2 separate regions of the Homo sapiens genome follow, and region 1 is linked to region 2. A link is a loop called in an ENCODE intact Hi-C map of the cell type or tissue named here. Cell type or tissue: IMR-90. All regions are shown on one strand. Each heading gives the region's core, and the rest is flanking DNA. Links, peaks and the distances in the headings are about the cores only.

Region 1 (15,530 bases), core at 7,360-9,859, 820 kb after region 2:
GTTCAAAGTACTGCTGGAGTGAAGCCTTCCTGCTCAAAGGAAACAGCAAAACCGTGCCTTAGCAACCCTTGCAAAAACAATGGCATGTGCAGGGATGGGTGGAACAGATATGTCTGTGATTGTTCCGGAACAGGCTATCTTGGCAGGTCCTGTGAGAGAGGTAGGATTCTAAAACCCCAGCAGCCAACTCCCTGAGATGAAAAGTTTATTAAATGTTGACCTCAAACCTGCACTGACCATTGAAACGTAATGTATACTCTACTGAAGTAAACTCTGTTTGCAAGCTGAGCAGCCATACCTGACATGGATTACTAATGAGCTCTTAATGTTTTTCAAAGAGCTTGATTCTGAAAGGACACAGTTCTTAAGTATATTGCAGGAATAGAAACTTGAATCTTTAGTATCCTCTAGAGTATGAGCCTAAGATGTATTATAGACAGTAACTGCTGTCTTTTTTGCCCAGTTTTTAACTTCAGAACATTAGACAGTAAAAGAGGCATGAATTATACATACCTATGGCTTCTAGTGCTAATACCCATGCTAAGAAATAGCATTTGAGGCAAGCTAAGCTATGAGTTGCAACTTCCCTGACACAACTGGGTGAGACTTAAGTTAGCCTGCTCATTTCACTTCAGTCAACTTACAAAAGAGGCAATATCCTCTCTGAAAAGTAAGCTGACTTTCAATCATCTAAGGTGCACCAACATTTCTGGAAGTGTACCCTAATAGAAAAAGTACTTACCTTTGGCTAGGACCTAACCAACTGCAGAGGATTCATTTACCAATTTGCTGTTAAGACTTAGCTGTGCCTATTGAAGTTCTGAGCAGGTGCTGCCTCTCTTTTTCTAACAGGAGGCAAACCCACATTTTATTTTTCTTTTTTTTCACCCTATACAATAAAAGGAATGAGGATTCAAAGAAAACTGAAGGGCAATAGCCATCCCAGTTGATCTGCAGAACAGGCTAAAGGAATAAATAGCAGAACAAATAGTTCTAAGTTTATTCTTCCATCGACCCAGTGTTTCAGATAAATGCTTTAGTCACTACACCTATTGCCACTTATTTTCAACAATGGAACTAAAAATCAATATGAAAAAATATTGATGAGTTGTTCCATTGTCCTCACCTGCTACAAATAACATTGCTTTATTACATATTTAGCCTAAAATTACCTGGCATCTATTTTTAAGCTATGAATATTTATTGTTTCCCTTTTTTATTCCTGAAATAGTTCAGTTCAGTTTGCCGAAAACCTCCTAGGAAAAAGAGGGGTTGTTTTGTGAAACCCAAAATTGAAACCTGATTTTGGTTATTTATCTTAAAAAGGAGGTACATCAACTTATTAGTTCTGAGATTAATATTAACAATATAAATATTTAATAGTAACATAGAAATCATATATTAAACCACTTACCATATGCTGTTATTATTGTAGGTCATGCAATTAGATGGGTCAGTAGACGGGTATGTTATCACATAGATACAGATATATTCATTCTCTTTATGATAGTACCTAACCGGCATTTCTGTGAATTGTCAATACAACTTAGCTATTTCTATATAGTTTAGTTAGTATGGTGTATATTCTTTATAAGTTTCCTCTTTGCATTTTGCTTCCTAATTTTAGTTTGTTTGTTTAGTTTTGTTTTTGGAAATTGCCAAAAGGATGAACAATGTAACAAAGCTTGCAAGGTATAATACAGTTACGCATAATATGAGATTAGCGGACTTGCACGATTTAAGGTTTTGTTTTAATTTTAATCACCCAGAGAGCTGCCAGTTGTTCTGATGCCTCTTGGTTAAGTGAAGCTGAAAAAAGGGTATAACTCAACTGTCACATGAATTACGGAAGCTTTCTGTTAACTATGCGTGGTGTACCACCCTGTGGCAATATTCCGCTACTACCTATGGCAAAAATGAAAATAGAAATTGTAGATCTTTCAGAGCCAGGATGAGAGAAGAAATATTTATATATTGCAATGATTAGAAAAAGGGGCAGCAAGCATATGTAGATTTGTAAATGAGAATTTAATAGCAAACTTCATCATTGGGATTCAGCATACGTCTTTATCTGATAGGAGGCTGCAGGTTTCTGCAGATTTCTTTGTCTCCAGGTTGGCTGTATGCATTTTTGGGTGGTTCTTGTTACTGGACTACCCATGTGTATTGCGTGAGTCCTTTGCTTTTCAGAAGTAATTTTCTTGCTCACGTTAGGGTGCCTCCTGAAAGCAAAGGAAATGTGTGATGGTTGTCATGCTCAATACCACAAAATTTGGCTTCTGCCCAGTTCGTGGCTATTATGCCCTAGTTCAGTTAACACAAGATTGTGCCTGAACCTCCGAATTTCCAATTTAAAACAGGGGGCTTTGACAGAGTTTCTTCTCCAGACACACATTGGTCACTTAAGGCTGTTGTTGATCAAATAAGAGTTGACAACTCTTGAAGTTTCTTTTTTTAAGAGAACTTTTAAAGTTGTTTTCTTATTAACTTTGAGCAAAAATTGATAATTTATAATTTATGAAAATAATTATTCAAAGTAATTAAAAAACATGTTCAGCTCCTTGGATTTAGAAAGTTCAACATGGAAAAATTATGTTGCAATTGCATTATAGGAGATGTTTATCATGCCTAAGGAAGCAAAGGAGTTTATAAGAAAGAATAAGATACTTGCTAACTTAGGCAGACAAGAAGAGAGTATTTTGTTTTACATGTATTGATCCTATAAGAAGGAGTAGTACAGAAATAATGTTCAATGAATAAAAGTTAAATTTAGCGCCTTCCCTTCTGCTTTATTTTTAATAAAACTGAGAATTTGTGGAGACTTGATCATATAAAAATTATTCTGTTATATGTAAGAATAAGAGCATTGATATAATCAGAGATCTGCTTTATACTGTTTGTTAAATTCTAACAGATGGAGGGACAGATGTCAGAGCAATATAATTTGGCTCCCTGTCTGATTTTCATCGTTGATCACAATATGTGACTGCCTTTCGGCAAAACTGAGCACAGGTGTACACTTTAGACTGCAACAAAGAATAATGTAGAAAAGGAAATTTATCAAACTTAATGACAAGGGAGAAGGAGATATAGAAGACAAAGTTGAAACTGGTTTTCTCCCCCAGTGGGAAGTATTGTATTGGAATTAGCCTTTTAAAGAATTATTGTATATTCTAAATGATGAAATAATTTTACTAGTGTTCAAGGATGCTGCCAAATAGCATAACCTTCAAATGTCAGAATGTTGTTTACCATTTATTTGGCAACTCTAGACTACAACCCTGTGCATTTTCCATTTCTTGTCTAATTAAACATTAACTCTAATTGTGAGGAATCGTTTAGGCTTTCATTTGTCATTTATCAACAAGTTATTTTCACATTGAGAATTATTTAACATGACACTCGGGGGCACTCTAGTTTTATTACTTTACTATGTTATTTCAGTCCTGCAGCTTTCTGGAGAATGTTAAAGGCTAATGATTCTGATTATTTTTTTCTCTGGGTTGTATTTCACACTATATTTATGATCCATTGTCAGTCATCTGTATTTCTTAAAGGAGGTGCCCCCTATTTAGTTTTCAATCAAATCAAGCTACTTTTCCCAGAAGAATATGATTATTTCAAAAATGTGATTATTGAATAATAGAGCCTAGTTATAGAGATTAAATAAAGAAGAGAAAACAAACACTGTTTTGATCCTTTTATCTATATGAAACCAAAGTAACTGAACACATGATAATGACTTTTACACTTTTATTCGGGTGCTTGTTGCTTTACAGATATGGGTCATGATTGTCTAGTTTAGGAAAAACAAAAGTAAAGATCAAATTTCTTTTAAAATTATACCACAAGCATTTTTCTCTCTAGAATTCACTATAACTTTACACTCAGGTTTTCATTATTTTTTGAGCAACAGCAATTTGATTATTTGCACTGGTCTTTGACCACTGGGATTTTACTCCCATTTGGGAAACTTTTTGTCTAATTGGAAAAAAATATGATATTATATAGAACCACTATATTTTTGAAAGACCATATTTTGTTTTATCAGTGCTTAGGGCATTGCCTAACCATGAGGCCCCTGTTTTGATAAATAGACACTTCCCTAGCCTATCTTCTGCAGCCCAATTTTGGCCTTCAAAGTGGACCTTATTACATATTTCGTTCATGCACAGTACTGAAATTAGATTTCACTTGCAATAAGCAGAATAAATACTTAATTTCTTTGGTAAGCTTTTATGTAAGCTTGGTATTCAAATTGAAATTAGCTCACTGTGTGTGTATGTGTGTGTGTGTGTGTGTGTGTGTGTGTGCAATTATTGATTCAATTAATATTTATGGAGGCTCTGCTGTGGGCCTGGCATTGTGGGGGCACTTGCTGCTGATAGAGCAATGCATATGAGAGACTGATCTCTGCCCTCAAGGTACTTGTATTCTAAAGGGCATATACAGATAATACTCTACAAACAAGAAATGGTCATTTCAACAAAGTGAAATGATGAATATATATTGAATAACTGGAGTGGGTAGCAGGTCTCTCTGGAGTAACATTTGAGCAGAGACCTAAATGCTGAAAGAACCAGCTATTTAAAGATCTGGGGTGAAACATTTTTAAACAGAGGGATCTAAAAGTGCAAACACTTCAGTGAGATCATGAAATTGGTGTATCTGGAGCTCACTGAACAAGAAGCGGGACATACTTAAAGCTGAGGCCAGAGAGATGGACTGGGGCCAGGGTCACACTGATCTTTGTAGGTTTAAAAAAGTAGGAACACGGTTGAGGGAGCTACTACAGTGGTGTAGGTGAGAGATGAGAGCAAAGTCTGAGGGACATTAGTGGCAGAGGTGAACAGCAATCAATTCAGAATGTGGATTGGAATTAGAGCCTTTAGGACTTGCAGACTTGCAAATGGATTGGACATGGCAGAGAGAGTAAGAGAAATCAGAAAGCTTTAGGTCTGAGCAATGAGATTATCATGTTTACTGAGATGGAGAAGACTGAAGAAGGAGCATGTTTTGAGTTTGTTCATTTTTGAAGGGAGTAAATCAAGAGTTTAATAATATTCCAATTGAAATATTCCAATTGAAATTTCATATTCCAATTGAAAATTTCCAATAGGCAATGAATGCTACAGCTCAGGAGAGAAGTCAGAACGCTTAATAAATATTAGAGGAGTGAGCATATGAGTTGACTGAGATCTCTTAAGTCAAGAGGTAGATGGAAAAGAGAAGGGAGCTAACCTAAGCAGGGAGACCTGGAACACTCAGTGCTTAGAGAGGTTCTGGTTCTCACTTAATCCCATCATGACAACAAATAGTGATTAAAGTCTTATAGAAACAGTACTTGACTTTCTGAAAAATAAACTTACAAAACCACAACTCTAAATATAGTCCTAATATTGAACACAGTTGTATCAGTACACTTAATTGCTATGCTGTGTAAGTAGGCAAAATAATGAAAATTTCCTGGTTCATTTTAATTCCAGGTAGTTTTTCTTTATTAAGTAGCATCCTGAGTTATCGGAACCAATGAGAAAGCAAACTGATTCACGCTTGTTTTGCAATATTCCACTACCATATGGTGCTTAACATTAAGGAGTCCTGACTATTTCTTAAAGCCGTCAGGTTGTCATCAACAGTTTTTTTTTTATTCATTTCTTTGTGTGTTTAAGACAGTACTAAGCAACTTCCCTACTGATGCCATCTGCCTTAGTTTAGTAACAAACATCCTCACAAGCTCCCCAGTCCCACCCCCATGCTTATTTAGTGTAGCAAAAGCACATCATTACTGCTTTGCATGAGAACTTATTCAGGACACCAGGGCTGTGCTTATAGATAATATTTAAAGTTACTCCCCTTCTATAAATTAATCTTAAAAGGAAGTAACAGTTCCTTAAAAGGAAGCCTTTGTAAAAATTACCTTGCTAAACATAATGGCTCAAAAGAAGTATTATCTGTTGTTTGGTAATATCAGTTTTTCTTTTTTCTTTTTGAACATCACCTTTGGTAAAGTATTGGCCTAGTTCCTATAGTTAAGCTATATTTCTTTTTTTTTTCTTTTAAAAATAATTCTATCAGGGCAGAGATTATGAAAAAAAAATGATGACAGTAACTTCTCCTAGAACTACAGGTTTTCAGAACAGATCAAAGCCCTGAGAAACCTTCTGGCAGTACCCTCTCATTGTGCAGATGAATAATTCAGAGCCAAGGCAAGGTTGACTAATTTCACAGAACTAGTCAGTGGGCTTACCATACATAAACATGCATTGAAAAGTTGCTGGAGGCTGGGCACAGGTTCCTTTTGGGAACCTGGGCGAGAGGGTCACTGGAGTCCAGGAGTTTGAGACCAGCCTTGGCAACAAAGGGAGACCCATCTCTAGAAAAAAGTATTAATAATAAGCTAGCCTGGCATGGTGTCATGCGCCTGTGGTCCCAGCTACTCAGGAGGTTGAGGTGGAAAGATTGCTTGAGCTCAGGAGGTCATGGCTGCAGTGAGCTGAGATCCTGTCACTGCACTCCAGCCTAGGGGATACAGACCTTGTCTCAAACAAACAAACAACAACAAAACCCAAACAAAAACAACAACAAAAAAATCCACAACTTCGCTGGTGTTTCAAACTAGGCTCACACTGTGGCTGTACAAAAGAACGTGATCTTTGCTCTTGAGAAGGGGGGCATATAATCAAACACTCAAAATTCAACATGATTAATGCTATAGGTAGAAAGTGCTCTGGGAACAAAAAAAAAGGAACTGCTGATATCTCTGTTTCTGGGCTTTAGCAAATATCTCACAAGGGAAGTCCTCTACTGTGACTTCTCTTTCCAGCTCACAGTTTTGTTTATTTCTGAAGAAGATGAATTGATTTTGTAGTATTGTGTTCTGGAAGTCTTAAATAAATGATAATAAATGATCCTTTTCCTCTTTAAAGTATTAATGCGCTATACCATCCAAGAACTTATCATATTCATTTTCCATCTCTAGAGGCAACGGTTTTGAGCTATGATGGGAGCATGTTTATGAAAATTCAGCTCCCCGTAGTCATGCATACGGAGGCTGAGGATGTTTCCTTACGGTTCCGATCCCAGCGTGCATATGGCATTCTGATGGCAACCACTTCTAGAGACTCTGCTGACACCCTCCGCCTGGAGCTAGACGCAGGACGTGTGAAACTGACGGTCAATCTAGGTAACAACCTGCCTTCCCCCATTGAACTAACACTTTTTTACTTTTTGTTCAATTTGCCTGCAAACATTGATCAAGTAGCCTGTTTGCCATGGAAAATTAAAACACTTAATGGTCTTATTTCCATCATTTAAAGTAATTTGAGGTTTTCGGGGGCATCTTTTTATTTTTTATTTTATTTTTTATGTTTAACATAACTTACTGTTTTGTGATTTCTACCACTGAGGGTTCTTAAAAGAGAGGCCATGTCTGTCAGTGAGGTTAATTGAAAATATAAATTATTAAGCCTGAGGTTGCCTCAAGCTGAATTTTCTGTTGATATATTCACTGACATTTGGATCGGTTGTAGGTGACATCCTTGCAGATAAATAAAAGCATGTCTTCTTAGAAAGGATTTGCACAAAATATCAAATTTCTGCTTTGTTATCTAGATCAAGAGCTGTTCTTACTCTACTCCATGGGCTTCTCCTTTGAATAATCACCTTTGTGGTACCCTGTCTTTTCTGTTTCGGAGTACTGTGTGGTGGTATTTTGCTATCAAACAGCGATCCACAGCCCTTCAATGCCCAAAGTCTGCGGCCCTTAGCAAACAGCCATGAGAACACTAGAGACACAGGCTCTTCTACAGAAAGATAATGCTTTCCTGCTTAATTGTAGCATTAAGAAAGACCCATTACAGTAAAACCTCACCAATCTAGATGAATTATGGGGAAAAACCAGGCTGAATTAGGAAAAAGTCTGAATTGCAGATTTTAAAATTTGTTTAAGCAGTTTTTATTTTTATAAATTATACTCAAAAACATAATAGTTTGGAAAGTCTTATCACGGAAAGGGCTCTCTAGGCTGATTTTAATGGTTGGATAAAAATTAATTATAATTAGCACATCGTTTCATGCAAACTATGCCATCAACATGAAGTATTGGAAATCAGTTTTCTTCCCACGCTTGGCTTTTCAAAGTCTTGTTTGTTTATGAGTTTAATTTTTTTTCTTAAGAGATCTTTGCTCATATCAAAGGAAGAATAAATACTCTGCCCAAATTTTCAGTGTTATCATTATTTCAAAATAAGAGGAGTCAAAATTAATGAGGTTTTACTGTATTTTTGACAGTGTTAAACACACGTATATAGAAATGAATAAACAGAGAGGGAAAAATGAAATTTGAAACTACATAGATTTACCCCAAAAAAGGAGTAATAAAATGTGATGAGGCAAGGCATTTGTGGAAACCCCACCTACATTTTCAAATTGTGCTGGGCAGAACGATAACTCATAAAATATAAAATTATCCCATTGGTATCTTATTGCATATAATCATATTTAATTAATATTAGTGAAATTAAGTTAAATATTAAGGTTAAAAAAATACTACTTTAAGAACACAGAGCACTCTCCTTTACTGTTCTGTTAGAGTACCCTCTAGTGACGATGACAGGTTATTACAAGCCAATCAAAACAAATCGCCTAATTGCATGCAGTAAAGCTGCTGTTAGTCAAAGTGGAAACACTCATGAGAATTTTCGAACAGCAAAGCATTCTGTAGAAAGAGGTGTGTAGGTGCTGGTCCTTGGCTGTTTGCAACCACTTTTCTGATGCGGTTGACGACACATGACAAACTCAGCTATATGGAAACAGAATCTAGGTTTATTTTTTTATGTTCTCCAAAGGCATTAAATAATAAAACCCAAACCAACAAATACATATAAAATAAATATGAAACATCCTACAGTCTTTTAAAAATAACCACTATAATTACAGTTTGTGTTACCCATACAAGACGTTCTGTTCTTATAGTAGCTACTTTTATATAAAGCAAATATAAGAAAGGGAAAATCAAGAAAGGAAAATCAAGGGAACCACGACACTTATTACACAGAGATAACACTGTTAGCTCCTAAGAGAGGCATAGGCTTGTGTGCCTTGAATAATGACTGCTCCTTAGCCACTGGAGTTTCTAAAGGAAACATACAGTTGTTTCTTTCCTCCTCCAATTAACGCAAGGTATGGAATCCAGCCAACATCTGGCAGTTACCTTTTTATGCCCAAGCAAATAAAATTTAAAAACAAAACAAAAACCCTTAGGGTAAGATAAGAATAATTTTAACTTGCTTTCCATTTGACCACTGCAATTCTGAAGGATTCTGTTGGCCTTTGTGGGATATTAGATTTCGGAGGTCCAAGATGTCTGAGCCTAGCTGAACCTGCACTGTACCCCATTGTGACGGAGCACTTTTACATTTTGCGGAAAACAATGATATGTTCTTTCACAGATGGGGAGAAAGTTGCAGCCAGTCTAAGCCAAACATCTTTGACATTTAACAATTCTTTACTTCACTTAGATTTGTCACCATGTAGCTTTGTTTGAATTGGCCATTTTTAAAACCTTCTATTGTTGTTTCCAATGGTAAACTTTTATAACAAAACATCTGGGCTTTATAAGTATGTAAAGAATAATGATATGGAGTGGCCATATTTGCATGTGTCTGTCCCCGGAAGGGTGGACTGTAATTTTATTGGATGTCTGCAGCTATTACCTTGAAGGATGAATTTTCATTTTTCATCTATTCTTCCCCATCTAGATTGTATCAGGATTAACTGTAATTCCAGTAAGTGCCTATTCAAAATTTTTAAAATGTTATTCCTCCATTATGATGTAAGCTAGTCAAGAAAAAGAGAGAGAGAGAGCAAGAGAAATGTGTTTATAAAACTCATGAGCTCACTTTTAAAGTATACCAGTCCATCATCTGGGTTGTAAAAATTCATTTTTAAATTTGTACAGCTGAAGACTTTCCCACTGCAGTTCCTACCTCTATATGGAAAAAGAGGTGACAAGTGTTTTGTAACAGAATGTGCCAGCACCTTATAGACATTTAGATACTGCAAGTGGCATTTTTAGACTCCAGTTGTTCTCTTCATAACCAAATAGGAGAAAATATTGTGGGTCTTATTTTCTTTTGTCTTTATCTTTTAACTCAAATACAAAAAAAAATACTTAATTCCTCTTACTTCGAGAGTTACTATTAAACCCATCTAAAGTTTTACATAGACATAGAAAATTACTCGTCTAAAACGTTCTTCCTTGATCATTAAGAATGTTTATATGATGAATTTTTACATCCTAATCATATCTCTGCAAAAATAACCAAAACCCTTCAAATCTGTGACATGCATGCAAACTGATGAGTCTGAAAAGATGCATGGACTGAGTTTTCTTTGAATTTGGATGAAAATCTGAAAGGATATAAGGACTGTGATTTTATTTTGAGTTGTGGCATTATCTTAAGTGTAAACTTATTTATTTCTGTACATAAATGCTCAGGTTTTTTCTTTCCAGGTTTTGCTGATCACATTAAGAAATCTCCAATGATCACAACACAAAGTCATCAGCAATTTAAATAAAATGGTTCTAACAAATTTCTAATCTCTCACTGTCACAGTAAAGAATTTTTTTCTATTCTCAAAACAATGCTGAATGTGAGTTGATGGAGTCTACTCCCCACAGCATTGGCCATGTTTTCAAGTGGCAATAAGGCATCCTCTGAGGAACAAATAGAGGTCTTAAACTTGCGAAAACAAGACTATTTTCCTAATAAAATACGTACTGTTTCAAACACTGTGCCTCTTACAACTCATAATTCTATCCACATATATTTAATATTCTTTTAAAAATAACATTAAAATGAGTTTGTTCAATCAGACCAATAAAAAAGTAACAGAATGATGACTTATTAAAAATTAAGTTAATAAATTATAACCAATATCCCAGGCATTTAAAAAGATCTCGAACAAAATAGTTCCTGAAAATAACCTGTCAAAGCTCTCACGTAAGCGGAATTTTTCAAATATATGTAATCTCCTCTCCAACTCTATCTCCTCCATGCATTCCTAAAAGGATATACATTTTGCACATCTAATACCAGGTCCAGTTTGCTTTCAGCTGGGGGCATAGATGCAGGCAAAGTGGCAACTCACAAAATATTCTTTGCCAAAGCCAGATCTGTGCCTCACTCTGGCTGTAGGTTTTCTTGATCCCTCCTGCATCTTAGAAAATCCTTGTGGGGACCAATATTCCTTTCTAGACCTCTACCTTATGTACTCTTTTTATTTTATTTATATGAAGCATGCAACAAGGCATGAATTTTTGAATTTACAAAATATAACTATGCAAAGTATAGCAATTAATGAAAATTATTCAAATGACATGTGATTCTGTATTCTGTGGCTATATCAATGATTTTTTAAATGTATGTTTATAGTATAATTACCCTTGTTAGACTCGTTTGCCATTTGGCTTATATCATGAGACTCTGGTATTGAGGACAGTCTTATTTTTCCTCTGGATATTCCACAGAATAATACCTTTGAGGACAAAGGTTTTTGCTGTTTAGTGAATTGTTTTCCCTTTTTAATGAGTATGTGATACTTGAATTCAATTAATGATTGTGAGCCTCCAGTGTACACATCGGACAGGACTGCACATTCCTTAACTTGACAGCAGTCACTGGAAAGAACATTCAATGAACAGGTAACATTTTCATTTCCTTTGCCTCTGTTTTATTTGGGGAATAGGGAGCAGGTGTAGTAAGAAACCCAAGTTCCATAAAAAAGACTCACCTTTGAGGAAAGGGAGGAATTTACATTCCAGATAATGCAAACCTAACACACAGTGATTAAATGAGCAGTGATTTCTACCTGGAGTGCATTTTGTACTCAATAAAAACTAAATTAACAATATCTGTATCTCAGTATAACTTGCAGTTTAATGAAAGACTGAGTTATTACATGTGTCCTCTGTGAGCCATAGGTTTGTCTGAGACTGAGAAAATTAATGTACGTTTATTAAATCACAGCCGATAACACCATTATCTCTAAAAATTGTGCCATACCTAAGCTATCAACTGTATTGTGAAATTAATATGAAATACCTCAATTGATATCTTTTAAGAAAATTATCACAAGAAATATACAAAGTAAAACATAAAAGATTATCTTACATTAAAGACTAATATTAAACTCTAAGTTATTACGTTTGAATGGAAACTTCCCCAGAAACACTTTTCTACTTTTACTTAAAATTGTGCTGCTGTTTCCTATAGTCATTTTCTCTTTCCCTACCCCACCGCCAAGTTTACAGCATTTGTACTTTATATGGAAAATATACATAGTGTCAGACTATCTAATCTTTGCCAGTGAAAAATGGGTGGGAGGTGAGGAGGGTAGAGGGTCCAGCTACATGTATTCAAACCTGAATGAATGTTTCTTTTTCAGCCACTCTTGTGTCAGTAGTTTAGATGCAGTGACAGAGTTTTCCATGGACATGTTAGGGCACAGCCCTTTGTTAAAATTTCCTCTGAGAAAGGCCAGATCTGAATTCCAAGTATTATCTCTGTCAAATTCCTTATTGCTACCATTTCCCCCCCGGGAAGAAAAGCTGTCAAGCATCCTTAAATGGAAGAAGAGAGCCTCTTTTCATTTAAAAATAAAAAAGCTTATTTTCAGCTATAGATAGGGTACTTTCTTTAAAAAGCTGTCTCTCTGAATAATGGCCATTTCACTGCCAAATGTATGTTTTGATCTTGCAGATTACAGAGTGTGACTGCACACAATCCCAGACGAGTCTCAGTTTATTGATGCTCATTAGCTTATACCATTGCTAAAATATGTTTATCTACAATTTGGGATTAGATTAAGGTCAGTGTTTCCAAATCCATGGGCTGCAAGGTGAGCACAGAAATGAATTATCCATGGCTCACCACTCTCCTCTGTCCAGGATAGGAATAGAAGGACAATCAGATTACCCTTGCCTCCTCTTTCTTTCTTAGACAGTGAAGGATACTTTAATAAGGGTAGATGGGAAGGGACTGTACAGTCACATTCTTTTAACATAAAAAGGAAAAAACTATCTGAATTAACGAAGGAACACAAATTGTAGGCTATTTTAAAACTCATCAAAGAAATCTGTACTAACAAAAACTAAATATTAACAAATCATTGTTGAAACCTTAAATCATATTGAACAAGGTGCTTTTGTGACTAGCACGTGAATTATTTGCATGAGAAGATGACTGTTTTACAGTCTCTTGCCTGGTCCATAGTATTAAATGACTTTAGTAAGTCATTTAAAAATGATAAAGAATGCAAAAAGAATTTTCTATTGCTTGTGAAATTTTCTCAAGTGCATTGTTAGTAGGTTCTGTACAGGACATTAGTCTCATTCTGCATTCTTTATATCTGCCAAAGCACATAGCCTAATGTCAATCTCAGAGTTATAATGATGGTCTCAATTTCAAGTTTGGTGCCCAATAATTCCAAACGATACATCCAAACTCATTAGGCTATGTGTTTCTATGTATTTTTTTTCTGAAAATTTGGCCTTTTTTGTGATGTACTGCATGATTAAGTAGTGCCATTTTTTTCTTTCTCTCTTCTTCTGGTAACCTTAAAAATCGTTAGACCTATAATCTTTTGAGGTGTAAATACATTGAAATTTTGAAAACTAAACTTGCTCCTATCAACTATAGGTAAGTCCTAATTGTCATATCAGTAACTACTTTAAATATGCAGTGGATTCAGTGGATTCAGGGAGCCTTTTGTGTTTCTTGGTTTTCTTATGCTTTCTATTCTTTTTGTTTTTCCAAATCAATGGCATAATTACGGAATGACCTTCTTGTTCACTGGAAGGCTTAGGGACACTTCGTTTATTTTATTTTATTTATTTATTTATTTATTTATTTATTTATTTATTTATTTATGAGATGGACTCTTGCTCTCTCATCCAGGCTGGAGTGCAGTGGTGCAATCTCAGCTCTCTGAAACCTCCGCCTCCCAGATTCAAGCAGTTCTCCTACCTCAGCCTTCCAAGTAGCTGGAACTACAGGCGTGCACCAGCATGCCTGGCTAATTTTTGTATTTTTAGTAGAGATGGGGTTTTGCCATGTTGGCCGGGCTCGTCTCGAACTCCTGACCTCAGGTGATCTGTCTGCCTTGGCCTCCCAAAGTGCTGGGATTACAGGCGTGAGCCACCACACCCGTCCTCAGGGACACTTCTGCATCCATATAAAAATAGATTTAATAAACTCATGATCTCTGGGGCTTGTTTTGTTTGCATTATGTGGCTTTCTTTATGCCTTATTACATTTGTCTGTTCTCCCACCTACCTGCACTTCCTTTCTTTCTATTAAGATTCACTCTTCTTACTTCTTCATTTCCAGTATTGTTTCTTCCGTTATCTTTTTTCTTGTCTTCTTAGAAGAATAAAAACTCTGGAGTTAAAAAAAATATTTAAGCAGACCTTCCAAGTACTTTTGGCTTCTCACAGAAAATAGTGTATTTAAGAGGCAGAGACAACACAATTACATATAACATTAGTGTGAACAAAGCATCAAGGGCTGAAGTTCAATTCCTATTTGCAGTCCAGTGCCCAAGTATTGGAGAGAAGGGGCATCTAAGGACAAGTACTTGACCTCGCTTTTGACTTGGGTATAGGGAAGAAACACTTCACATAGTATATTTTTGAAAAATGTACTTTGATGGATGTCTGGAGTAGATAATAAGATCTTTGTATTACCATTTTATTACCAGAATGAAAAGATCAAATGGATATTAGTTATCACCAATTTTTATGTAGATAAAAATGGAAAGCAATAAAAGAATGCAAAATGTCAACCACTGGCACTTAAGCCATATTAGATTGCTTTGATCAGGCTGCCATTTGAGAAGCTACTTAAAAAGATATGAGGAAATTTCTAGGGGCTGGAGCTTGTTAACATAAAGTAAATATTCAGTTTAGAGTCGCTGCTTGATGCCTGAGAGCAGAAAACTGTAAAAGGGAGTCTTTCGCCTCTGCCTTCACACAGCAGTCACTTGATTTGTGGAGTTCTGCCAGTCATTGCCTGTCAGTGACTGGTGCTATCCACCTGCCTAGGATAGAAGCTGCTCAAGGAATAAGGGAAGTTCAAAGTATAAATAAAGAAAACAGAAGTCTCGTTGTTTTTTGTTGTTGTTTCTGTGTTGTTTTACTTAAAGTATATGTGAAGGGAATGAAAAGAAAGTTTATAAATTATTATTTTCAGCAAAAATCAAAAAAAATTGCATGTAAAATGTAAAGAATGAACATAGATTTCTGACAGAAAACAAATAAAAACAGGCAGTGTATTGGCACATGGCAATGAGTCTTTAGAATAATATCGAAATTGAGGCTGGGTGCTGTGGCTCACGCCTGTAATCCCAGCAGTTTGGGAGGCTGAGGCGGGTGGATCACCTGAGGTCAGGAGTTCTAGGACCAGCCTGACCAGCATGGTGAAACCCCGTCTCTACTAAAAATACAAAAAAACTAGCAGGGCATAGTG
Region 2 (15,530 bases), core at 7,611-10,110:
TAAAAGATAAAAAACACTTAATAAATGCAGACTTCCTTTCCTTGAAGTGATATTATATTAGCAACCACTATCACAATTAACATGTATGATTATCCTTATCCAGAGTTTAATAGGCAAATATAAATGAATATAATTTTACATTTTATGTTATTTTGAATTATGTAGATCAACTTTACGGAAATGGTAGGTTTTTCCAAATCTTTTTATTCCCATTGAAGTTTTGGCTATCATCGTTGTCATCAAAATATCATTAGCCAAAATGCTTTGTCCTACACTAGTTTATTTGTTGGCACAACCTGACAGAGAGCAGCAGCTTTTAATTCCTTGTAAGTCAGTGGTCCTGACAACATTAATCTCAGTATTACTAATTTAAAATAATTTTAATGTATATTTACTCACAGCGACACTTTTCATGGTAAATTATGTCAGCTCAGTAAATTACAGTTGTTGGTCACAACTCAGGGAAGGTGTCTAGGAGATTTATACTGTTTAGGAAAGATAAACCCTTGTCTTACCATGACCCAAAAGAGTTACACACTATTTTTAATAAAAAAATAGGGTATAGAAAACCCGTCAGAAAACAAAAAAATACTCATAAAAAGCATTTTAGAAAAACAAAGACTAAAGAGAAAGATGATTCTTACCTATATCTTCAATGATCATTAAATGAACTATGCAACATTTACCAAATCCTGAAAAACTTTGTTGAATAGACACCCTATGCATGTTGAGGCTCTTCAGAGTGAGCAAAAGCAGGCAGATTTTGTAGGGGGATGGAAATTTGGAAGAAGCAATTGACATGGATTGAATTTCTCCATGTTATGGCTTTATTCTGAGAGCAGATTGCAGTACAGCAATAGCAACTATATTGAGATAAAAACCTACCATTGTATTAACCTGATGAACTAGAGGACAGAGTCTATGACAACCACTACAACCACTGCCACACGAAAGTGATAAGACTGCAAACTGTGCCCAAACCTCTGCCTGATTCTGCAGCTGCTCATGCACCAGGGCACAAGGGAGACTTAAAAAAGACTAGCTAAGGAAAACAGAATTGGTAAGATTTAAGCTGCTGCCCATTGCATACAAAACAGAGCTTTCAGTTTGATTCTAAATAAGTTATTGTCTTGCTAAAACCAAATGAAATTTTTCAGGGAGATGAAAAAGAATCTATATTCTCCATGGCACACCCTGTACAAGTTCCAAAGTATAATTCAAAAATATTAGATGAAAAATATTTTTAAACGATGCTTCTTCTAAACAGTAAAGGCAGTTAATAGATGTCAACCTCAAGATTACCAAGATCTTGAAATTATCAGACAAGTACTTTAAAGTTGCTATTATTGCTATGCTCAACTAGACAGATTTGTAAGCTTATAATGAATAAAATGATAAGATATATCAGAAATTAAAGCTATAAAAAGCTCCAAATGAATACTCTAGAATTGAAAAATACGAGTGTTTTAAAAAAAATCACTGGAGAGGCATAATATCAAAAATTCAGTAAACTTAAAGATACAGCAATTGAAATTATTTAATCTGAAGAAGAGTAAAACTGAGAGCTATAGCTATAGTTAATATTATGATATTTACACATTATAGTATATATTATATTGCATTTTATGTTATATTGTATTATTATGCATACATTAGAGAGAGAAAGATTGACAGATTGCCTCAGGGACCTGTTTGACAGTATCACATGGCCAGAAATAAACACAATTGGAGTTCCAGAAGGAAAAGTGAGCAGGAAAGGGGAAGAAAACAATTATTTGAGGAAATAACAGTCAAAACTTTCCACATTTGGTGAAAGACATAAATTTACACATTAAAGAAGGGCAGCAAATCCGAAAATAGATCAATATGAAAAAAAATCCTAGATTCCCACAAATTGCTCAAAATAAAAGGTAAAGAAAAATATCCTGAGAGCAGCCTCAGAAAAAAACAGCCATTATATAAAAAAAACCATAGAATTTAGAGTAACTGCAGACTTCTCATCATAAACCATGTAGAACAAAATGTTTAATGTGTCAAAAAGTTAAAATCTGTCAATACTGACAGATAAAATAATTAAGTCTAAATAAAATAAAATTCTACTTCACACACCATGTAATAAAAATAAGGTTTTTATTACAGAAGGATGTTATTGAATTACACATCTTGGCAATCAGAGGTTGCAGGGTGTGCTATCAGAACTATAGTAGATTGCTTGGAGCAAAGATCAACCACGCAATTTCCATATTACCTTATTCACATTTATCATTGATACATATTCAATTTTAGACTGTACTAATTTCATGCACATGTATTACCTTTCCTACATAATAAATTGCATGAAGAATGAGCTGTGTCTTCTTTTTACCCTTTATGTTCCCATAGAACTTTGCACTTAGTAAGTATGCAAAAATAACAGTTGAATAACTAAACCTCATAAATAAATACTATCATTATGTCAGGGTGAAATAGACAAATTATTCTCTAATATTGACAGGTATTTGTGCATGTGTGATTTTCCTCTCTAATGTAAATATCCATTCAGATGAGACTAAAAGGTAAATTATTTGTTTAAGTAATTGATAGTCAATCAAAGATGGATTTTATGCATTTTCATTAAATCACAGGTGTGTTAGTCTGTTCTCACACTGCTAATAAAGACATACCCAGGACTGGGTAAAGGAAAGAGGATAAATTGACTCACAGCTCCACATGGCTGGGGAAGTCTCACAATCATGGTGGAAGGCGAATGAGGAGCAAAGTCACGTCTTGCATGGTGGCAGGTAAGAGAACTTGTGGAGGGGAACTCCCATTTATAAAACCATCTGATCTCATGAGACTTATTCACTATCACAAGGACAGCACAGGAAAGACATGCCCTCAGGATTCAATTACCTCTCACCAGGTCCCTCTCACAACACATGGTAATTATGGGACCTTCAAGATGAGATTTGGGTGGCAACACTGCCAAACCATATCAATTAGTACCCTAAAAGTATATGTCACGAAACAAAGAAATATTAAAAACCCAAGAACAAGTGGTTAAATCTTCTAACTAGTTTTATTCATTCCTTCAGCTATGTTCAGTAGCTCACATTGCATACATGCATTTACCTTCTCAACTTTCTTTCTTTTTGCTAATGGAAGGCAATCATAGTGCAGTGACTTAAAGACTGGGCTCTCAAGTCAGAATGCGTGAGGTAAATCCTCAATTTATAACTTCCTCATAGCACTGCTTGAATCATTTCCCTAATATATATGCCTCAGTTTTCCGATTTGAAAATAGTTATAATAATGGTACCTACTCTGGAGGGTTGTTGTGAGTACCTAGTACAAAATATATATGTAAAGCCCTAGAGAAGTGCTTGGCATAAGTTAAGACTTTAATAAATTTTAACTATGGTTGTGAGAGTAGAAGTAGTGATAACAGTAGATTACCTACAACAGCAGAAGAATTATTTGAGTTCATTTCTACACTTGCAGAAGCAACAAAATGCAGGTTCTGTTGGCTTTACCTCTCTTGCATTTTTTTTTTTTTTTTTTTTGCGTCGGAGTCTCGCTCTGTCACGCAGGCTGGAGTGCAGTGGCACGATCTCGGCTCACTGCAAGCTCCACCTCCCGGGTTCCCACCATTCTCCTGCCTCATCCTCCCAAGTAGCTGGGACTACAGGTGCCCGCCACCATGCCCGGCTAATTTTTTTGTATTTTTAGTAGATATGGGGTTTCGCTGTGTTAGCCAGGATGGTCTTGATCTCATGACCTCTTGATCCGCCCGCCTCGGCCTCCCAAAGTGCTGGGATTACAGGCGTGATCTCTTGCATTTTTAAAAGATTTCTTTTAAACTACAGGCTGTGTGTACACACACTACATACATGACTCTTGGGCAAACATGAGGGTTTTTAAAGATGCTTTTGTATATATCTTTCTAATTTAGTATCTCTTTTGCCTATATTTTTAAAGTATAATAGAATAAGTTTGAGAGTACGAAAAATTAATTTTTACTTTTTAACATTTATTTTACTAAGACAGAGTATTTTTGTATAGTCAGAGTTTGTTTTGGTTTGGTTATTAATGCTGAAGTCTCTTTGAATATTTGTGAATTCCTTTTGTATTTTTTGTGTGAGAAAATACAAGCTTCCACACCATGGAAAGGAGAGAAGTAATTCCCTCCTTGCAGATAACTGGAAAGAGGATTTACGAAAAAGAATTAAGTGAAACAATATGTAGTGCACACATCCTAAAACTCTGTTTATGACAAATTTGGTTTGGGAAAAAACAAGAGAAGCAGACTGTGAACTGTTTATGAGAATTTTTCTTTCTTTAGAGTAGAAAGAAAACAAATCAAACTGATGATGGTCTGACTCTGATATTGTGAATCAAAGATTATTTTGTACTAGCCAACACAATCCAGCCATCCATCTATTCTATTTTATTAAACATCTTCCATAATTTAGGTAAATTATTTGAGTCCCTACTAATTAGACCTCACTTTCCTCTGGAAATAAGCCAATAAGAGTTAAGAAAATTATCATCATCCATACACAACCAAACACTCACACACACACACACACATTATATATATATATTTATTTATATATAAATATATATATATTATATAAATAAGAAAAGCACAGGAAAAACATGCTCTCATGATTCAACTACCTCTCACAGGGTCTCTCCCATGACACATGATAATTATGGGAGCTTCAAGATGATAATTATGAGTGGGGCAACAGCCAATCCATATCAATAGGTAACCTAAAAGTATACGCCATGAAACAAATAAGTATTAAAAACCCAAGAATAAGTTGTTAAATCTTCTAACTAGTTTTATTCATTCCTTCAGCTATGTTCAGTGGCTAACATTGTATATATGCCTTTACCTTATCAACTTTGTTTCCTTCACATATATATATATATAGAGAGAGAGAGAGAGACAGAGAGAGAGACAGAGAGAGACAGAGAGACAGAGAGACAGAGACAGAGACGGAGATTTTGCTCTGAAGTCCTGATATAGGCAAGGGCTTCTACAAGTGGCTTTATATTACTTTCATCAGGAGTCATCCTGAGAACTAATCTCAGCCCTCTGACCCTCTCCAGTGCAGGAAGAGAGTGACCCATACAACTAAAGCATTGCTCAGAAGGAGGCATTGTCATCTGGCTCAGTTAAGGGGAAGTGGAGCTAGGCCCTTGAGAAATTTCTGTTTCAAGGCCAAGGGTGAAGGGATGGCAGCAGGAAGATGGAGGAGGTGGATATCTACTGCTATTGCCTCCCATTTTTTCCACTCATTCTATAAGCTTTTATTTCATCTTCATTAGGTACCTGATGATACGAAGGAGGGAGCCTGTAAATTTTTGAAGTAAATGCTCAGCAACAGTTTTACAAAACAAACTTACCTAACCAAATAGTTAAGAAAAAGTATATTTTCTTAAAGTGAATAGAAACTGATGGTGAATATAGATTAAATTGCCTTCTTGAGGTTATGCTGGTGTGTGCCAGCATAAGCAAATACTAAGAAAGGGATTGATAACAAGGAGCCTTATCTCAGTGGGACATACAATGAAAAGTAGTAAGGCCAGGGTCACATGTAGATGAAGAGAGAAATTCAAGCATGCATGGTCTTGCATCTGCTTCTTGACCAACTCCTACTCATCTCATGCCACTTTCTCCTCCTTTCATCTCCCTAACCTCAGCTCTTCCCTTCTTCAAAGCTTACAACTCATCAACCTTGTGCGTTTATTTCATTTTCTAGAATGCCTGGAACTCATCTTGAAAAGGATTCTCAAACTTTTGTTGTCTTTCCTTAGATTGCTCTTCCCCTTTTCACCATTTTTCCAGCTTATTTTCAACAATCAGGTTTCAGCTTACGTATCATTTTCTTAACCTCCTTCAAAGGGTCCTTCTCGAAACGCCCTTGCTACAGAAGCCTCCCTCCTTGATATTATATACTGCAGCATCTTCCTTCTCTTCTCTATAGCACTTTTCATAGATTTCCATTACTGTATTTAATTTTTTATTTATTTACACTTTTTCCCCATAAAAAATAGCTTTATCTCCACAAGAAAGGCAACATTTATGCCTCTTCACCATTATATCTTGGTGGTCATCACCATACCTAAAATGCAGAGAATGCTCAGTAAACATTCATTTAATTTACAAAGTAAGAATATAGAAAATTCTGATTTATAGTAAATATAGTGCCAATTCTAGAATTAAGAGGGATTTGGGGATAACATAAAAGCTCCAAATATAACATTATTGTGGTTCACTCTCATATTGATTTAACCAAATAGCAAACTTTGTAGATTTAATTCTGAAATGTGTTTTTAATCATATTCAATTAATTCTTCTTTTTCACAGAATTATAGGACAAAGAAGCCTTTTAGCCATTTTTATAGATGACTAACTGCCCCCACAAATACATCAAATAATTTACATTAGGTATATCAGGTAAAAAATATTCCTTTGAATAATGTTTAATTAGCCAGGTTTGTTTTTTACAAACATTTTACAAGGATATCTTCTCCATACTTGCTTGGTTATTACCATTGGTCTTTTAAAGAAATATCTAGGATAAATGATAGATCATAAAAGGAAAAGATAAAAGAAATACAAAGTATTAAATCAGTGATCTCATGCTATGCCCAGAAAAGATGAAGACTTGATCTTTACAAAAAGCCTGAAAAGAGGTGATGGCTAGAATATGTTTCTGAGTTAGAACTGAGTACCCAAAAGGAATTTTTAAAAGCAAGGAACTAAAAATTAATTTTGAATACATTTTTAGAAAGATGAAAGCAGCACCAAATGCCAAGGAAAAAGAATGGATCTTCCTGTCTACCAATGAGCAGGCAACAGATGCCTTTGTACTGTTCATGTCTTCTTACCCCAGTCCCATGTGGACTCTCTGCAGTAAATACTGTTTGGCTTAACAGTCCATCATTTTCCCCAGTGAAGTCTCCATTTAGAAAGTAAGATTTTGCCCCTGGCTTGCCGGACTTTTGCCCTACATAAAGATAATGAGATTCGAACGGAACAGAAGCTAATTTGTGGGTTTAATATAGTGCTGCTTTTAGATAGTAATAAAATCCTTTTCTAAAACACTAAGTGCACATCAGCATTAACATAAGTCAAACAGTTTCCAGCCTCACATCTGAAGGGTGTTTTTTATTATTTAACTCCCTAGAGATGGCTTAATATCTACAGTGACCTAATAATGACCTGTTTTAGATTCAGATGATACTACTTTACATTTGAGTGGGAACCTAAAGGGTCTTTAGGAATTAGAAAATGTGGCCTGACTTGATGGGTTTGTCTGAGCTTTTCACTTTTAAGTCTTAACAGGAAGGAGACCACTGAATCATTGAATTACCCAGAGTTAAATTTGCTGTATAGACTAGAGACCTTATTTATGTAAAATTAGGTCACATATTTCTCCTTAGCAATTTAAAAAATTTATTTCTATGCTATACAATATAATATTGTGTATCCAATATATGAAAGTTATCCTTCAGTTTGCACCTTTTTTTATGATCTAACACACAAAAGGTATGAATTCAAGTCTCTAATGATATAGGAGAGATCTATAACATCCAGAAAGACCACTAGATCCATATTCCATTCATAATGCCAAATAGCTAGGTCACTGATGAAAGAAGAAATAACCTGTACCCTGTCATGCAAGGAAGACAGGTGGATGACTCTCAGATGAGGATTTTCCTTTTCTTTTCTTTTCTGTCTTTTTCTTTCTTTCCTTTCATTTTATTTGATCCACTGCATTTTTTTCTCATTATATTTTCTCAGTTTTAAACCAGAGGCTACACTACATGGTGAATATATTTGGACTGAATTGTAGGTTTTGGTATCACATGATCAGAACCATTCTTATTTTTCCTAAAATGATAACTTTCCTCACCCACAGGAAAATTCAAATCTTTGATGGAGAGAGCATTTGACAAGAATGAGCTCATAAATGGTGGCATGCAGCTATCATCCTAGAATATTATTGTTTGGAAATGTAAAAGGAAAATATAGTCATATGACACATGCTGTTTATGTCTAACACATTTAATTTAAAATGCTGTACCAGTCTACTCCATCTTTGAACATACTTCATTGTCTACGAAGTGTTTTTTGTTTAACAGCTTCATTGAAGTATAACCAAATTCAGTTAACTACACATATTGAAGGTGTACGATTGGATAAACTTTATTATTATTATTATTATTATTATTATATTATTATTATTTTGAGATGGTGTCTTGCTCTGTCACCCAGGCTGGAGTGCAGTGGTGCAATCTTAGCTCACTGCAACCTCTGCCTCCCAGGTTCAAGCAATTCTCCTGCGTCAGCCTCCCAAGTAGCTGGGACTACAGGCGCATGCCACCACGTCTGGCTAATTTTTGTATTTTTAGTAGAGATGGGGTTTCACCATGTTGTCCAGGCTGGTCTCGAGCTCCTGTCCTCAGGAGATCGCCCGCCTTGGCCTCCCAAATTGCTGGGATTACAGGAGTGAGCCACTGCACCCGGCCGGATAAACGTTAAAATAAGTACACATCCATGACACTATAATAACAATCAAAATAATGAACATATCCATCACCTACACAAGTTTCTTAGTGCTTCTTGTGATCCTTTCCTCCCCTCTTTTCCCTACCCGATTCCCAGGCAGCCAGTGATTTCCTTTCTTTCACTAGATGATAGTTTGTACTTCCTAGATTTCATGTAAATGAAATCATAAAGTATGATGTTTTTTAGGCTTGCCTCTTTCATGAATCATAGTTATTTTTTGTATATCAACAGTTTATTCCTTTTTATTGCTAAATAGCATTTCATTACATGAGCAGATAACAGTTTATTTATTCATCTGTGGATGAGCCTTTGGTTTGTTTCTTTTTTCAGCTATCATAAAAGGACTATGGATATTTCTGATATAAGCCCTAGTATGTACAAATGCTTTCATTTCTCCTGAGTAAATATCTCCAAGTGGGGTGACGTAAATCATATGATATGTTATGTTTAACTTTTCAGGAAGTTGCCAAGATAATTTCCAAATTAGTTTCAACATTATACATTCACCAGAAATGTATGAGAGTTCCAGCTCTTCCATATCCTGGCCAAATTTGGTATGTACAAACTTTTTATTTTTATTTATTTAATAATTTGTTTTCATACCTCAGTTTTGTATTAATTTGTGTTTCCTTGGGTTTAACGAAGTTGAGTATCTTTTTATGTGTGTATTTGATATTCTAATATTTCCTTTGTTAGCTTCCTGTAAAATCTTTTGCCTGTTTTTAATATTGTATTCTGTTTTGAGAGTTCTTTACCTAGTATTTACAAACTTTTTCACAGATATGTGATTTGCAAATATTTCCTTTTCTTCTATGTCATTCTCATATATTTTATAGAGCAAAAACTCTGTGGCAATACTTTTGGTGTTATAGCTAAGACACTTTTGCCCAGCACAAAATTATAATGGTTGTTTCTTATCTTTCATTTCACTTTGCTTTTCCCAATTTTAAGACCCGTGATCCATTTTCATTCAATTTTTGTATATGCTATGAGAAATGAATTAAAGTTCTTTCTTCTTGCATGTAAATGGTAAATGGCCAATTGGTTCAACATTATTTTTTCAAAAGACTATCACTTCTCCACTGAGATGTTTTTCCATACTTAGGAAAACACTTATCTACAAATATCTATTTCTGAACCCTCTATTTCATTTCATTCATTTGTCTACCTTAATCTTAATTCTGCATTGTTTTGATTACCAGAGGTTTGTAATAATTTTTGATATCAAGTTGTATTAGTCCTCCAACCTCATTCTTTTTCAAAATTGTTCTGGATATTCTGGGTCTTTGCATTTCTATATGAATTTTATAATCAATTGCCTAATTTCTACAAAAAGAGGCTACTGAAATTGTTATTGGGATTTTTTTGAACCTATAAATCAATTAGGAGAGAATTTACATCTTAACAATACTGAATCTTCTGACACATGAACATGACATATCTCTCCATTTGTTCAGGTACACTTTAGCTTATCTAAACAGTGCCTTGTGTTTTCTGGTATTATACGTCTTTTATATATGTTTTCAAGTTTTTCCTAAGTATTCATTTTTTGATGCTAAATAATATTTTTCAAATTTCAAATTTAAAATGTGTGTTCCTTATACAAAGAGATCAAATGGATTGTTGTATATTAATGTATCTGGCAACCTTACTAAACTCGTTTATTAGTCCTAATAGTTTGTTTGTAGATTCTGTTAGATTCCTAAGAAAGCATTCATATTGTCTAAGAATAGACAATTTTACTTCTTTCTTTCTGACGAGGATGCCTGTTATTTCTTTTCCTTACTTGATTGCACTAATTAGAAAGTCCAGTACAATAATGATAGAATTGAGAAAGCAGATATTATTGCCTCATTGCCAGTTTTTAGGATAGGGCAGTCTTTCAACATTAAATATATTAGTTATGGGTTTTCCATAAATGCTCTTTATCAAGTTGAGGAAGTTTCTTTGTATTCCAAGTTTGCCATGAGGTGTGTGTGTGTGCGTTTGTGTGTGTGTGTGTGTGTGTTTAATCAAGAATTGATGTTACATTGATTGATTTCTAATTGTTAAACCAATATCTTATTAAAAAGCATACTTGGGGCCGGGCGCGGTGGCTCACGCCTGTAATCCCAGCACTTTGGGAGGCCGAGGCGGGCAGATCATGAGGGCAAGAGATCGAGACCATCCTGGCTAACACGGTAAAACTCCGTCTCTACTAAAAATGCAAAAAAAAAAAAAAAAAAAATTAGCCGGGCGTGGTGGCAGGCGCCTGTAGTCCCAGCTACTTGGGAGGCTGAGGCAAGATAATGGCGTGAACCTGAGAGGCGGAGCTTGCAGTGAGTCGAGATCGCGCCACTGCACTCCAGCCTGGGCAACAGAGGGAGACTCCGTCTCAAAAAAAAAAAAACAAAAAAACAAGAAAAAGAAAAAAGAAAAAAAAAGCATACTTGGTTATGATGTAGTATCATTTTTATATATTGTTAGATTTGCTAAAATTTTATGTAACATTTTATTTTTATTTTTAGAGAGGGGGCTCTTTCACCCAAGCTAGAATGCAGTGGGGTGATCACAGCTCACTGCAGCCTACAAATCCTGAGCTCAAGCAATCCTCCCACTTCAGCCTCCCAAATAACTAGGACTACAGGCACTTGCCACCATGCCAGGCTAAATTTTTACATTTTTTGTAGACACAGAGTCTCTTCATGATGCCCAGAATAGTCTCAAACTCCTGGCCTCAAGCAATCATCTCTCCTCAACTTCCCAAATTGTTGGCATTATAAGCGTGCACCAGGCCTGCATTCATATTTATAGGATATATTGGTCTGTACTTTTCTTCGTTTGTAACGACTTTTTATAACTTTGATATCAGAGTAACGCTGATATCATACAATAAATTATAAAGTATTCCCTCTTCTTCAATATTCTGGAAAAGTTTGTGTTGAACTGGTATTATTTCCTCCTAAATGTTGCATAGATTTCACCAATAAATACATCTGGCCCTGAAGTTAGATTTCTTCATTTGCCCATAAGGTAATAGAATTTTATTTAGTCTTCCAATATTTGGGGTTTTCTAAGCATCTTCTATTATTAATTTTTAATATAAATCCATTTTGGTCACAGAATATACTTTGAATAACTTGAACTCCTTTAAACTTATTACAACTGGTTTATAGCCCAAAATGTGGTCAATCTGAAGTGTATTCATTAAAAAGTAACATATATTTTATCCTTGTTGAATACAATGTTCTGTGAAGGTCAATAAGGTCAAGTTGCATAATAGTGTTGCTCAAATCTTTATGTTTACTAATGTTCTATTTACTTGTTTCAGCCATTATTGAAAGGTGCTATTTGAACTTCTTAGTGTAAGTTTGGATTTGTCTGTTTCTCCTGAAAGTTCTGTTTTAATTGCATGTATTTTGAAGTTCTGTTATTAGGTACATAAACATTTAGAATTTTTATGTCCTGTTAACAAACTGACCTTTTATCAGGGACATTTTTTTCTCTGTTAATATTTTTTCCTCTAAGATATCTTTTCCTGATCTTACAGGCATGCTAGCTTTCCTTTGATTGGTGTTGGCATGGCATTTGTTCCATCCTTTAATTTTTAATATATTTGACTCTATATTTAAAGTGCATTACTTGTAGCCAGTATAGGCTTGGACTTGTTTATTTTTTTAATCAAATCTGACCATCTCCAAATTCGTTGGAATATTTAGACATTTTCTATTTAATTGATTTATTGGTATTGTTAGGTTTTATTCTATAAGCACACAGTTGTTTCTATTTGTCCCAGCTGTACTTTGTACAGGTTTTTATGTCCTCTTTGGAAAGAAATTGAAAATATTTTATAATTCTGTTTTATCTCCTTTCATAGCTTATTTGCTATAAATCTTTGTTATGTATGTAGTTGCTTTAGCATTTATATATGCATCTTTAACGTTTCAGTCTACTTTCAAGTGATATACCATTTTACATATAACAACTTTACTATAATGTACTTCCATGTCTCCTTTCCACATGTCCATGTTGTTACTGGGATACATTTTACTTTTAAATGTATTTTTAAAAATCCCATATTACATTTTCTTTTTTGCCTGTTTGTTTAAACAGTATATTACCTCTGAAGGCCTTACGCTGGGGCAATCAGAGCTTACCTGATGTGTTTCGTGTCTTGTAGTGACCACTGTCCTTTGTTGTTTCATTTACCTTTTCTTACAAACCACTGAATAGTTATTTTCATTGACTTTTTGGTTGCTTCGGATGAAAGAGCGAAAAGGCTCTCTGTTACTCCGTTCTAGCCAGAAGCTGAGTGGCTGAGGCAATTTTATTCAGCCACAGAGGTTTGGAACCATTGTAATTCAGAGCCATTATTTTTCTCTATGCAACTTCCCCTGCTGATCTTAGCTTTATCTCCTGATACTATATGCAAGGACCTAATCTGTCTTCTGTGTACTAACCTTTAATTTTTAAAATAATATATGTTAGGTCTCAGCTTTTAGATCTTCTACATTTCTCACTTGTATAATTGCTTACATTGGTCCTAGTTTGAAAGTGTTCAAGGTGATCATCTGCATTATATCCTACTTTATAGTAGACTCTTTGGTTATATTCCTCATCTGAAAGATGTATATTTTAGCTGCTGTGCATCTGATATTGTACCAATTTTTGGTATACATTTATTTAAACAATTTTCATAATAATTCTTCAGGTGATTGTTCTGTCTTCCTTTTAGGAATGTACTTTACCTAGTGACATGTAATGGATAATCTAAATGTACATCATTAAAAGAAAATTTCAGTAAATTATAATTTAGCCATATAATGAAATAGTATGCAGGTATTTAAACTGATGACAAAGATTTATTTTTATTGTCAAGCAAAAATATTTACTACCTTTAGTCAAAAATCAATTTGGAGAGCAGAATTTTATGTATACTAAGAGCAAGCAGTATATTTGTTTGATGTAGGTTGTGTTATCTGAGAGAAATAGATGGACATATAACAGTGCTGAACTGCTATCTCTGTATGTGTACCTACACAAATAAGTATCTGAATGATACGCAATATGCATAAAGTTTTACTACAGTTTTTAATCTCTTATTTGATTTTTTAAATCAAACAACAAATAAGAGATTAAAAACTAGTCTTATTTACTATTAATACTTAGTAAATATATTCTATATAACATAATATATATTATACAAATACTTAATAGTAAATATATTATGTATAATATAATATATATTATATATATGCATGTGTGTATATCTGTGTGAAAGTGTGGTTACATAAATACCTATCAATTATATCGACAGGGAAAAACAAATATTGATGCCATTTTTAAGCTGTAATTAAAAGTAAAAACATAAACACTTTCCAGCTTATAACTTAATTCATATTTTAATTTATATTATTAAAATGCCTTTAGTAATAATGGCACCAATAAATTCAAAATTCTATAAGAAAAAATGAGTTTAACTATACTTCTGGCTTTTATCTACTCAGTTCAGCCATATTTTATCTTCAGTATTACAATATAAACCTCAGAGGGTTAGATGATACGGGTTAAGTTTCAATTGCACAGCTGAATATTTTGGGGCTTATCCAACCTGAGCCTTTCAAGACTCATTGAGTATTGGTGTAAGTTGACCCTGTGGCTTGATCGTCTTCCTTCTCAGCAGTATTCAAAGCTAGACTCATGTAGGCAGAATATGAAGGATATCTAGCCAAGTTTTAGGTTTTTACATTTGTTTTGTGTGCCTATTTTAAGTGTTTAAATACTATCTATTTTTATTATAGAAATCACACAAATGTAAGAAATGAATTTAAAAAACAAATTTGGAAAATACATGAAGTTATAAAGCAAATAAATATTATATATAGGCTTACCATCAGAGATAATTATTGTAAAAATTTTTATTTACCTCAGACAGCAAAACTTTGATATTCTTTTTGCTTTTAATCTGCCTTCTTTATTTACTACCTTGTGATATATTTAACCACCATAAAGCACTTGTCTCACCATAAATACATATAGAAGTGGACAACATTTCAGTTTCTTCATCTCCAAAAAGAATATAGGCATAGAAACTAAATGATAAGATGATGGTAAGAATTAAATGCCTGCAAATAGAATTATAAGTTTCAAGAACATAATAAATAAGGTATTAATGCTAGCTACTATTGTTAACCAATATACTGGAATATACTAAGATCTTTCCCACCTCAATCTCTTAGTACATTATTCTTCACATAATTTGGTCTCTCTTATAACTCAAGGGGCTCAATAACACTACTTGAATGAATGAATGAATGTGTGGATTATCATTATTCATTTTCTTAGTAGTAATATAGTAATAATATTAGCATTAGGGTTTATTAATTCAATACTCAAGAATTTTCACGATTTCTTTCTAGATACTTGAAGTCCTCTTATGAAGCATTACTGTTTTCTCAAAAATCTGCCATTAGCATTGGAAGGAATTGTAACTGAGCCCCCATCTTGCCTGTGGTAAAACTCATTTACATCATTTTCCAAAAGACAATTAATGATGAACAGAAAAATATTACATTCAGAAGAATCTGTTTCAAAAGGCTTTAGGCAGGACTTTCAAATCTGAAAACAATTCTCAGACAACATTTTAAAGGGAAAACACTAAACTGTTCATTGCAACACTGCACTACTGACTTTTGCAGACCTTCAACTGATTCAACAACTGGTATTTGACCCAGATATCTTTGTATGATTTGTCTTTACAAAGGCCATAAGTAAGAAAATTCACTATAAAAATGGATCTGCAAGTAATTGTGTTAACTTCTAAAGAATTTGTTGCGGCAATTTATTTAACTTATTTATTTATTTTATACCTGCCTTATTCAAGCAAATATTTCAAGCAACTTCAAGATATAAGCAGAAATGTAGCACAGGATGAAAATACCAGGTGTGAAATACGGAAATCGGAAAAGCACAACAGTGTGGTGGA

Evidence for each region. Peaks named below come from ENCODE experiments on the same cell type or tissue, not always from the same donor. Only the 100,000 strongest peaks of a DNase experiment are listed, where the experiment ranks them.
Region 1: it touches region 2 in a loop (4-fold over the local background); 2 of 110 quality-filtered maps call a loop at or near these places.

The regions. Positions count from the first base shown.
Region 1 is chr2:50,522,883-50,538,412 of GRCh38, reverse strand. It overlaps NRXN1 (neurexin 1), which reads left to right. Exons shown (of 23, transcript NM_001330078.2): 10 at 1-160; 11 at 6,983-7,186; 12 at 9,762-9,788. Among named protein-coding and RNA genes, the nearest start is that of MIR8485, 170 kb to the left of the region's middle. In IMR-90, for the core only: a CTCF peak has its summit at 8,607 (motif pointing left); a DNase peak (open chromatin) is centred at 8,602.
Region 2 is chr2:51,343,719-51,359,248 of GRCh38, reverse strand. The region is part of intron 3 of NRXN1-DT (NRXN1 divergent transcript); the gene reads right to left. It overlaps LOC105377627 (a long non-coding RNA gene), which reads left to right and starts at 9,052. Exons shown (of 3, transcript XR_001739090.2): 1 at 9,052-9,120. In IMR-90, for the core only: no CTCF peak of the experiment used is centred there; a DNase peak (open chromatin) is centred at 8,978; H3K4me3 peaks cover 644 bases; H3K27ac peaks cover 1,176 bases.